Linked DNA regions of Homo sapiens: region 2 is linked to region 1. Evidence: read pairs that join two places in POLR2A ChIA-PET (ENCODE). Cell type or tissue: A673. All regions are shown on one strand. Each heading gives the region's core, and the rest is flanking DNA. Links, peaks and the distances in the headings are about the cores only.

Region 1 (8,008 bases), core at 2,473-6,472:
CAATCACATCCTGAGTTTTTCATACCACTGGTACTTCACAGTGGTCTTTTCACATCATTGTGTCTTCAGTTAATGTATTTCTTGTTTGAAAGATCAGCTTGTTGCTTTTGGTTTCAAAATTTTAACTATGATTAACAAACCAAGACAGGTGTATTGATTCTGGTATCTCAGTTTGTTAAAAGGTCTGCTTTTTAGTAACCCCTTATATGGACATTCTTGTTCCTCGGTGACTTCTGCTAGATTATCAAGCCCTAGACTTCAATAGTTAAATAGTGTATTCTATCATGGCAGAACCTAGGACATAGTTGACTTTATATCCCTGAATAGGACAATACTGAAAATGGAAACTCTTGCAGAAGTATATCTGACTAAGTCCATCCGGGACATAGCATCCAACAAGAAAAACTGGGATCTACACACAGAAGAAAGTAGCAAGGTAAAGAAATCGGTAAATAATTTCTCTCCAACGAGTTTTTAATTTATTCGCTAAAAGAACTTCAACTGTTATAATTGTTAAGCAAATTCCTCAACAATTCTGCTTTCTTATGCCCTGCTGGTTTAGTTTTCTGCTCTTTCTTGTTTTAGCCCTTGCTCTAAATTTTCCTTTAAAGAAACTTCTAGAGACATCTACCACATTAGATTCTGCTGAAATATGTTATCAGGTTAGTAATTTATTTTCTCTAAAGACCTGGAGCTTTTTTTTCAAATGAGATATTTCCTCTATGAATTCGAACTGTTACTCTGGAGGATAGTTTTCTTTTTTCTGTCTTCTATTTTTTGTTTTGTTTGCTTTGGTTTGGTTGGTTGGTTGGTGGTTTTTTGTTTTGTTTTGTTTTTCTTTTTTAGTCTGAGTCTTTCTCTGTCGCCCATGCTGGAGTGCATGCAGCAGTGTGATCTTGGCTCACTGCAACCTCTGCCTCCCCAGTTCAAGTGATTCTCCTGCCTCAGCCTCCCAAGTACCTGGGATTACAGGCACCTGCCACCACGCCTGGCTAATTTTTTTTTTTTTTTTGTATTTTTAGTAGAGATGGGGTTTCACCATGTTGGCCAGGCTGGTCTCGAACTCCTGACCTCAGGTGATCTGCCCGCCTTGGCCTCCCAAAGTGCTGGGATTACAGGCGTGAGCCACTGCGCCCAGCCATTTTTGTTTGTTTGTTTTCTTATTTACCAGGGATGCTGTTAAATAGGATAGTTTTCTAATAAAACTTGCCCATTTTAAACAATCTATATGAATTCACATTTCTTTAGGTCATTTATGTAATTTTTATTAATTCTTCAGTATTCTGACTAGGAGCTCACCTATAAAGCCAAATTAGAAGCCTTAATTCAATAGTGTAAATATCTTTGTGTCAATTCCACACAGAAAGCAGAGATTTTGTCCTCATAACATGTTATCAAGGAGTTAATGCTAAATCCAAGCAGAACCCGAGATGTGCAGAAAGGATGCTGCTATCCATGGTGATTTAAGGAGAAAGCAGGTAGAACTAGTAAATGTGTCTCAAAAGTGATTCTCCAAGAGGGACTGGGAGAGTCTTGCCTTGTGAAAAGACACTTAGAGAATGCATAGCCAGATCTCTGGGTCCTTTGGTGCAAAGTCCACTGGGCATTTACACTTCTGATTTAGAAAATCAATCAACTGCCAAACTTATCTACTATGTGCGATCACTGAGCTTGACTTTAGGAACAAAGAAATCCAAGGGGGAGTTGGCAGCATCTTCAGAGCACCTCCTATATTCCGGGCACTTATGCATGTCATCTCATTGTATTCACATTAAGCCTGGGAGAGAGGTGTTTTATTCCATTATAGAAAGGAAGAAACTGTACTCAGATTGGTGAAGGGAGTTACCTGAGTTAGTTGGTTGAATTGTAACCCCCCTCAAAAAATCTACCCAAGTCCTAACCCCAGTACCTGTGATTGTGACTACATTTGAAAATAGGGTCTTTGCAGATGTAATCACATTATGACAAAGTCATACTAAATTAGGATGGGCTTCAAATACAGTGACCTGTGTCTTTACCAGAGAAAGCAGAAAGACACTTGGATGCATCTTACAAGCCGAGGAACACCAAGGATTGCGGGCAGGCACCAGAAACTAGGCAGAGGCAAGGGAGGACTCTTCCCTAAAGCTTTCAGGAGGAGCATGGCCCTCCCGTTGCCTTGATTTTCGACTTCTACCCTCCAGAACTTTAAGATAATAAATTTCTGTTGATTGATTGATTGATTTTTTGAGACAGAATCTTGTTCTAGTCGCCCAGGCTGGAGTTCAGTGGCATGATCTCGCCTCACTGCAATCTCTGCCTCCTAGGTTCAAGCAGTCAGTTCTCCTGTCAGCCTCACAAGTAGCTGGGATTACAGGCGTCTGCCACCACACTTGGCTAATTTTTGCATTTTTAGTAGAGACAGGGTTTTACCATGTTGGCCAGGCTGGTCTCAAACTCCTGACCTCAAGTGATCCACCTACCTCAGCCTCCCAAAGTGCTGGAATTACAGGCATGAGCCACCATGCCTGGCCAAATTTCTGTTGATTTAAACTACGAAGCTTGTGACAATTTATTACAGTCTTAGGACACAAAGATACCAGTGTCACACAGCGGCTAAGTAGCAGTGCTGGAATTTGATCCCAGTTGTTTGCTTTGCAAATACCAAACATAACCCATATACCATGATATCAAGGGGGGATTTTGTTGCCACATGATTTCTGAACCTATTCAAGGCTGTCCTAGACATTATGAGCCAAGGAGAAGTGGTAAACTGCCTGAATTCAACCTAAGAGTTACAGATGCCCAAGCTGCATTCTCTCAGAGAACTGATACATGGGGAGCTGCATAGAGGCATGGAAAGGTTGCTAAAGAGCTGGGTCCAGAGACCTACAGTGATATTGACCATAACAGGGCAAGGGCAAGTCATTTTACCTCCCTGGGTCTCAGTTTCCTGTTCCCATCAGAGGTCAGGTTAAATATTCCATGGGATCCCAGACAACTGTGTAACCAGTTGGCTGGCCCACCCCAGACCTTTTTAAAAAACTTTTTGGACAGGCGCAGTGGCTCATGCCTGTAATCCCAGCACTTTGGGAGGCCGAGGTGGGTGGATCACAAGATCAGGAGTTCCAGACCAGCCTGCCCAACATAGTGAAACCCCATCTCCACTAAAAAAATATAAAAATTAGCCGGGCATGGTGGTGTGTGCCTGTAATCCCAGCTACTTGGGAGGCTGAGGCAGGAGAATTGCTTGAATCCGGGAGGCAGAGGTTGCAGTGAGTTGAGATCGCACTACTACACTCCAGCCTAGGCAACAGAGCAAGTCTCCGTCTCAAAAAAAAAAAAAATTCAATAGCTGTAAGGGTTCAGTGGTTTTTGGCTACACAGATGAATTGTATAGTGGTGAAGTCTGAGCTTTTAGTGTACCTGTCACCTGAATAATGTACATTGAACCCAATAGTGAAACATTTTAATTTCTACTTTTCTTTCTTTCTTTGGTCAGTAAGTTTTATTTTAATTTTTTTTTAATGTTTTGCCATTGGATTAGTTACATCTCCATTTAAATGTTTCTTCTTGTATCTATTCATTTTCAGGCATTAGAAGTTAAAATAATGGAAATAGGGCTGGGAATGGTGGCTCATGCCTGTAATCCCAGCACTTTGGGAGGCAGAGGAGAGTGGATCACTTGAGCCCAGGAGTTTGAGACCAGCCTGAGCAACAAAGTGAAACCCCCATCTCTACAAAAAATAGAAAAATTAGCCGGCCATGGTGGCATGTGCTTGTAGTCCCAACTACTCGGGAGGCTGAGGTGGGAGGATGACTTGAGCCAAGGAGGTCAAGGCCTGCAGTGAGCTGTAATTGCTCCACTGGCCAGCCTGGGCAACAGAGTGAGACCCTGTCTCAAAAAAAAAAAAAGAAAAAAGAAAGAAAAAAAAAAGGTAATATATTTCAGTGAAGTGCACAGTATTTCTTTCTCCTTCTTGACAGCGGCTCACACTTTTAATGAAGGACCCAAGCCAGCACAGTGCTCTCGTAGCCACAGCAGGTGTAAAAGAGAAGTTGACTGTTTCAAAGATAAAAACGATGAACCGTTCCCAAAATAAACATTAATCTTTTGAAACCATCAACCATGCAGAGTAATGCAAATACTAAATTGGGTTGTTTTCCAGGATGACTTTTCTTTAAGAATGTCAAATGGCAAAAAAAAAAAATGCACCTGCTTTTACAGCTGCGACTCTGAACAGAATCAAGCAAAGTCCCCCAGTGATGCATCCTGTCCAATCTCATAGGTATAGAAAGGAGGCATTCTTAGCTAAGAAGAAGAACTGGGCTATTTTCACTTTGACTTGCCCTTCTTTGCGTGTGTTCAAAGTAGTGCTATTTATAAAAGTTCTAAAATCAAAAGATTAATACAGTCGAGGAACTTTTGAGGCACCCTCTTAGACACTGGCTCAGTTTCTTCTCTTTCAGCAAGCTGAGCTGCAGTGACTGCCAACAAGGAGAGAAAGAAGGTGATTGCACGTGAGAATGTAGAAACTGGAGCGCTTCTTTCCAGCCTCCTTTGTGAATTCTCTCAGAGGTGGAAAGCCCATGGCATCATATCACAATAGCCTCCTTCTGTCATTTTAAAATGCACAACCAGGATTGTTATCAACAATATTATTGTTATTATTATTTTTGTCATTTTATTATTTTGGTGTGGGAGAATCTGATTCCCTGAGCATAAATGTGGGGGGGCTGTGTGTGTGTGCACACATACACACACATACATATTAAATGACAAATTAAATGACATACTATCCATTGTTGTTGAATAAACAAGAAATGTTTTGTCAACTCTACAGGAGATGCCAATAGAATCAATAAATACAGAGTGAATTCGAAGAGCAAGGTACTATGCCAGCCATTTTGAAACAAAGATGATTCATTCGAAAGGTAAAGTGACTGCTAATGGGTATGAGGTTTCTTTTTTCTTTTTTTTCTTTTTTCTTTTTTAAATAGAGACAAGGTCTTGCTATCAGGTATGAGGTTTCTTTTTTTTTATTGTGAGACAGAGTCTTGTTCTGTCACTCAGGCTGGAGTGCAATGGCTTGATCTTGGCTCACTGCAACCTCTGCCTCCTGGGTTCAAATGATTCTCCTGCCTCAACCTCCCGAGTAGCTTGGACTACAGGCATGCGCCACCATGCCCGGCTAATTTTTTGTATTTTTAGTAGAGACAGGGTTTCACCATGTTGGCCAGGCTGGTCTCGAACTCCTGACCTCAACTCCTGACCTCAGGCGATCCACCTGCCTTGGCCTCCCAAAGGCGTGAGCCACTGCGCCCAGCCAGGTATGAGGTTTCTGATTGTGGTGATAAAAATGTTCTGGAATCAGTGATGATGACTATATCACTTTGTGAATATACTAAAAATCACTGAATTGTAACTTTAAAAGGGTGAATTTTATGGTGTGTGACTTGTTTTTGTTTTTGAGATGGAGTCTCATTGTGTTGTCAGGCTGGAGTGCAGTGGTACTATCTCGGCTTACTGCAGCCTCCGCCTCCCGGGTTCAAGCGATTCTCCTGCCTCAGCCACCGGAGTAGCTGGGACTACAGGCACACACCACCATGCCCAGCTAATTTTGGTATTTTTAGTAGGGGTTTCACCATGTTGGCCAGGATGGTCTCAATCTCTTGACCTCATGATCCGCCTGCCTTGGCCTCCTGAAGTGCTGGGATTACAGCACCACTGCACCCAGCCTATGGTATGTGAATTCTATCTCAATTTATACATACATACATGCATATATATAATTAAAGAATAGCTAGTATGTGCCAGAGAGTCTGTGCTAGGCATTGGGTAAATCATACCTAACCTGTTTGAGTTACTGACTCTGTGTCAGCCTGTATGCGAAGTTCTTTGCATACATCCTCTTATTTGATCTTTATAATCTCCTTGGAGGGAATGAGTATTGGTACCCCATTTTATAGCTAAAGAAATGGATTTAGAGAGTCCCTTGCTCAAAATCACATGTGAAGTTAGGTTTAATCATGTGAAACTGCCATTTTGTAGACAGTATTTATGTTCATATGTCATCAGTTTCTTATAGCTCAATCTAGTAAGTAGCTGTGTCTCTCTGAGTTTGTCACTGTGTACATCAGGAAACCACTCTAGCCAGATTAAGCAGCAAAGAATCATGAGAAGGTAAGAGCCTATGTCCATAAATGGCAATGTGTACTAAAAACGACTTCATATGAGTGAAGAAATAAGGTTATATTGTGTGAAGTCACAAATAATTTGAGGTTTATCTGTTATAGCACCTAGCACCACTTACCCTAATGAATGCACCAGGCCTATTGGACTCCAGAGGCTGTGTTCTTGTCCACTGGTAATTTGTCTCCTTCAGGGAGTTTAGAATCTGTTGACAGATACATGTACAATGTACTAGAATACTAGAATCAAAAATAGAAATTCCACTAGAGTGAAAGAAATAATGAATTATAAGGTTAACATAACAGAGAACACAAAAACCAGTGGCTTAACCAAACTAGGCCCTTATTCTTTTCACAAAGCAAGAAGTCTGAGGATACAGTCCAGAGTTAGAAGGTCATCCTCACAATTCCGTTAGCGACCCAAGATATATCTTCCTTTCCACACCACCATCCTTAGCGTGTGGCATTCTGTGAAGGAAGGATAAGTCAAAGGACAAAGGTGCATGCCAGTCAAATTAACCCCTTTTTAGGCCCCCTCTGAAGTCTCTCCCAGAAATGAACACTTGACAAGAACTATTTCAGTGGCTGCTTGTGATTTCAAGGAAGACTGTAAAATATTTTTTTTTATTTTTTTATTTTTAAAAACAGGATTTTTTTTTTTTGAGATGGGGTCTCACTACATTGCCGAGGCTGGTCTTGAACTCCTGGGCTCAAGCGATCCTCCCGCCTTGACCTCCCAAAGTGCTGGAGTTTAAGCTACGTGGCATGAGCCACGGTGCCCAGACTAAAATTTGATTATTCCTAAGATGGTGAAATTTATCACTCTGTACAAATTAGGATGCTGTTAGTAATGGAAAATGAGGAGTGAACAGTAGGAAGGCAACTAACACATTCTGCCTCATACAGGAAGAAAGTTCAAAAGCCTGGGTAGACAGAGACGGACAAATGTCTACTACAGGGATCAGCCAGGATTTACACCCAGGTTTGACTGCTCCAGAGCCAGTACTGTTAACTCCAGGTGATGCTGCCTCCTTCATGGAGTATATAGTGTAGAAATGTGTTTGCACTACTTACTGTGACATAAAGATATTATATTAGTTTCCTATTGTTGGTGTAGCATATTACCACAAACTCAGTAGCTTTAAATAACAATAATTTAGGGTTTTACATTTCCAGAGTTCAGAAGTCCAAAATCAGTTTCACTGGGCTAAAGTCAAGGTGTTGGCAGGGCTGGTTTCTTCTAGAGGCTCTAGAAAAGAATCCGTTTCCTTGCCTTTTTTTAACTTCTGGAGGCTGCCTGCATTCCTTGGTTCATGGCCCCTTTCTTGAATCATTCCAAGCTCTTGCTTCTGTGTCCCATCTCCTACTTTCATAATGAAATCTCCCTCTTCCTCCTTTTTATAAGGACACTTGTGATTACACTTAGTGCTCATCCAGATAATTTAAAATAAACTCTCCATCTCAAGATTCTTAACCTAATCCTATCTGCAAAAAAATTATTTTGCTTTATAGGGATAAAATCAAGAGGTTCCAGGGATTAGGACATGGATACCATTGATTGACATATTATTCAACCTACCACAAATAGTAAGTTAGAAATTATTAAGTGCAAGGAAAAAAAAAAAAAAAAAAGGATGACCACATTGGCAATTGCCTTGAAAAAGGAGCAAGCAAACTGAGAAACATAAGATTCAGAAGGCCAAAAGAGAAATACTACTTGGAGAGCCTGAAAGAAGAGTATAAACAATCTGGAAATGGAAAGATAACACAGACATCATGGGGAATAAGTAAAATAACCCTAAACTACAAACAGGCTGTGTCAGAGCTGAGGGGAAAC
Region 2 (4,000 bases), core at 1-4,000, 190 kb after region 1:
ACTTCTAAATTGAGTGAAAGATAAGGGGTAGATAAAATGGTTTTAAGATAAGCCCCAGAGTTGATGTGTTATTAAGACTATAGGAAAAATCTGCATCTTGAGAGATGCAGAAGCTGGGTAAAAGGGACATCTTGTGTAAGTTCAGTCTACCAAAAACAAGATTTGTTTCTCTATAGAGCAGTTACAAGAAAAAAGTAGACTTCTCTTCCTTAACCTGTTCTCTCATTTATCTTTGCTCAGAGGGTTGGCAGTTGTAAGACTTGAATTACTGAAAGCAAAGAAAGTTTCAGAATCACTGGTTTCTAAGGTTGAGTAAAGAGCATTTTCATAGCTTTAGGTTTATATGTATTAGAAATGTTACTTGTTTTGAGGCAAAGTGGGTGTACATGCATGCATGCATGCATACATACATATAGTCTTGATGGTATAACTTTCCATAGTTTGCATTTTCGTTTTTACTGAAATGGAAAAAAGAAGATAAAGGCTTTCTTATTGAAAAGATACAACAAATATGTATAGTTGAAAAATATAATTTGCTTTTGCTCAGGAAACTTTTTTTTAAATTGAGCAACTTTGTTTCTCTGTAGCCCTTACGTCGTCCTGACTCATCTGATGACCGTTATGTAATGACAAAACATGCCACCATTTATCCAACTGAAGAGGAGTTACAGGCAGTTCAGAAAATTGTTTCTATTACTGAACGTGCTTTAAAACTCGTTTCAGACAGTTTGTCTGAACATGAGAAGAACAAGAACAAAGAGGGAGATGATAAGAAAGAGGGAGGTAAAGACAGGTGTGTTTTGAAAGTTATTTACCATGTGTAATTTTGGTTTTTCTTATGTGGACTTCTTACATTTGAAATATAGCTTATGACTGGTAACTCTGGTGTGAGTTCTATGTGTTTTAACCATGCCTGTGTTCGATATTTCATGTATTCTGCAGCTGCTTGCAAAAATAGAAATACACAAGTTCCACGGACACATGTAGTGTCTAACCTCGTAATTGTACTCATTTTAAGTTTATATAAACTATTTTGAGTCTATTTCAAAGCAGCCATTATAGTTTTACAGTTGTACTCAGCTGCTGTTTTTCTGTTCTTATTTGTTTGTTGCTTCTGCCCCACACTCAGTCTTTGTTTTAATAACTATTTCCTTAAAGCACTGACTGTAAAGCATGATTAAGCCTAAGCTTTAGTAATGTCTTTATGTCAAGTTTGCATTATTAGCTGTAACTTTTTATTTTCCTTTTACCATTTGGAAATATTTTTGTATTACATTAAACATAACTCCTATTATTCTGACTTGTGAAATAAGAAACAGAAGTGTTAATGTCCATTGCTTTGCAGTTGTCTTTCTGTAAAGAACTTAGCTCTTTATTATTTTTTTTTTTTATCCACATTGCTTAAATGAAGTATAGTTCTAAAAATGCTGGATGTCTTTCTACTGCGGTTGATGGAAATTTTAATGGCACAAAAGTTATTTCACTTACTATTGTATGTTTACAGAATATCATGCTTCTGGTTAAGCAGAGAAATATCATAATATAATTTTATTTTACTGCAGAGCTTTGAAAGGAGTTTTGCGAGTGGGAGTATTGGCAAAAGGATTACTTCTCCGAGGAGATAGAAATGTCAACCTTGTTTTGCTGTGCTCAGAGAAACCTTCAAAGACATTATTAAGCCGTATTGCAGAAAACCTACCCAAACAGCTTGCTGTAAGTATTATGGAAATGTTCATTTTTACCCCTTGTCTGGTTCAGAAGTTTTTGGCGGGACTGACTGTGCTTCGGTTTAAACCTAAGCCAGCCTTTAAAATTTTGGCTTGACTTTCTGTATTGAGTTTTTTTGTTTGATTGTGCAAACTGATGAAACTATTTTCTACTTCATCTTTTTTAGGTTTTATAGTGATTATATTTGGCATGAAGCCATCTTGCTGATTTATTTAAAAATGTAAAATTGCAGCATATGCCTTCCTTCTCTTGTTCTTTTTCCAAGACTTGAATCATAAGAAGGCAGTTGTTAGGACAAAGTGATTTTTTAAAAAAAAAATCCCATGTGTAGCAAGGTTAAATTTTTTTAATTCATGAATCTCTTGCCTATTTAGTTTAATGCTTTTAATAAAATGTAGTAACTAAAATAGTGTTTCTGATTTTAATTTCCCCAGTTTTATTGTGAATATTTTCAGTTTTCTACATGTTTATAATGGTAGGAAATACTTCTCGTCTCCATCCAGCAAAACATGGCAATGCAAAACTAATAGAGTATTTTATTTGGGTCCTACAAAAACAAACTTTTTTTAAGCTTAAATTTATAAAAATTTTATATATTAGCTTGTCAGAATGACTGAGATTTAAAATAGTGATTCCTTTCATAATTGAGGGTATAAAACTAGCAATTTAATAAAGCATTCTAAATTCAAGGAATCAGCTTTCATTGGTAACATGTATTCTACAGTAGTGAATTAGAACAGTACCTTACTGTAGCAGAGCAACTGATGACAAAAGGGACAATGAAGCACACTATTAAACTTAAAACTGACAACTCTGCACTTACTGTTGCTTGTTTTATATTACCATTATTCCAGATGGGAAATTTTTTATTGTAGATGAGTCTTTTTTTTTAATTATCGGGAGCCAGGAGAATTGGCTGTGTTGTGTGTTTACTTCTTACTCCTGTTGAGGCTGCTAGGGCAATGAAGGGGGAAAATAAAAGGTTTGGAAGCCTTGGAAGAATCATAGAATTTGCGAGAAACATCTTGATCCTAATTGTGGTGCTTAGTAAAACTGCAAACCAAGGAATATATCATAACTAAATAACTAACAACCAGTTAAGCTAAAAGTGGAATACTCTTCAAACCCACCTATATAAGTGGATAAGCAAGTGAAATAAAATTAATTTATAGTTAATTTATACTATAGTAAGTGCTTTATATAGTTGATTCATTTAATCTTCCAGCCACCCTATAGGTTAGGTACAATTATTTTCTCCATCTTACAGAAATAGGTGCAGGATAGTTAAATAATTTGTCTATCATCGCATCACTGTAAAGTATCAGAGCTAGGATTTAAACCTAGATACTATACTGGAAATACTGTATGTAGTTTCTGTAGAGTCTTCATTTGTTCGTATAAAATGGAGCTTATTACCTGTCTACCAAATTACAGCAAATCCTGGTTTTTCTGGATATTGACTGAGACTTTCTGCTCCCTGATAAAATGTGTATTTCACAGAAAATGTACAATATGGGAATAAATTGTAGCTCCTATTAAGGTCAGGTAGCTATTTTAGCTTCATTCAAATTATGCAAATATATGTTATAAATATGGCAGTGTTTCTTTTATCCAAGAATTTATTATCTAAGAGAGATAGACCTATGTACAAATAACTCACAATACAAACAATGGTAAATATTAGTTCAACACAGAATTCTGAAAGTAGGGAGTAAGACTAATAATACTGGCATGTACGGCAGGGCTTCCTAGAAGGAGCAGTATATAATCTGGTCCTCATATAGAATGGTTAGGGTAGTAAGAGAGTGAAAGAGCCATAATGAAAGTGCTTTTGTTTGTTAATACAACAGATCCAATTTGTTTCTTATCATCTTCATTACACAGGTTATAAGCCCTGAGAAGTATGACATAAAATGTGCTGTATCTGAAGCGGCAATAATTTTGAATTCATGTGTGGAACCCAAAATGCAAGTCACTATCACACTGACATCTCCAATTATTCGAGAAGAGAACATGAGGGAAGGAGGTTGGAAAGCCATTAAACTTTCTACTTTCTATTAACTTTTTTTTTCATTTATCTACTCTTTAAGATGGCATTAAGCCCTAGAAGGCAACATGCTGGCATTACACGTGAATTTGATAGATTTGACTTATTTAGCAACCGGTTTTGCCTAAGATAATTTCCCACAGAGTAAATGCTCTTTTTAGTGATGTATTTTTATATAAAACACTATGGTATGATTGATTTTCTTGATTTCTTTCTTTTCTTGCT

The links. Peaks named below come from ENCODE experiments on the same cell type or tissue, not always from the same donor. Only the 100,000 strongest peaks of a DNase experiment are listed, where the experiment ranks them.
Region 2: POLR2A ChIA-PET joins it to region 1 with 5 read pairs; 3 of 35 experiments call an interaction of 5 or more read pairs at or near these places.

Annotation. Positions count from the first base shown.
Region 1 is chr5:32,569,460-32,577,467 of GRCh38, reverse strand. It overlaps LOC124900954 (a long non-coding RNA gene), which reads right to left. Exons shown (of 5, transcript XR_007058719.1): 5 at 5,736-6,377. Among named protein-coding and RNA genes, the nearest start is that of SUB1, 12 kb to the left of the region's middle. RefSeq lists a silencer at 772-942 and enhancers at 3,868-3,927, 4,218-4,307. In A673, for the core only: no CTCF peak of the experiment used is centred there; no DNase peak of the experiment used is centred there; H3K27me3 peaks cover 301 bases.
Region 2 is chr5:32,385,262-32,389,261 of GRCh38, reverse strand. It overlaps ZFR (zinc finger RNA binding protein), which reads left to right. Exons shown (of 20, transcript NM_016107.5): 13 at 588-793; 14 at 1,563-1,713; 15 at 3,613-3,754. Among named protein-coding and RNA genes, the nearest start is that of MIR579, 7.2 kb to the left of the region's middle. In A673, for the core only: no CTCF peak of the experiment used is centred there; no DNase peak of the experiment used is centred there; H3K27ac peaks cover 1,056 bases.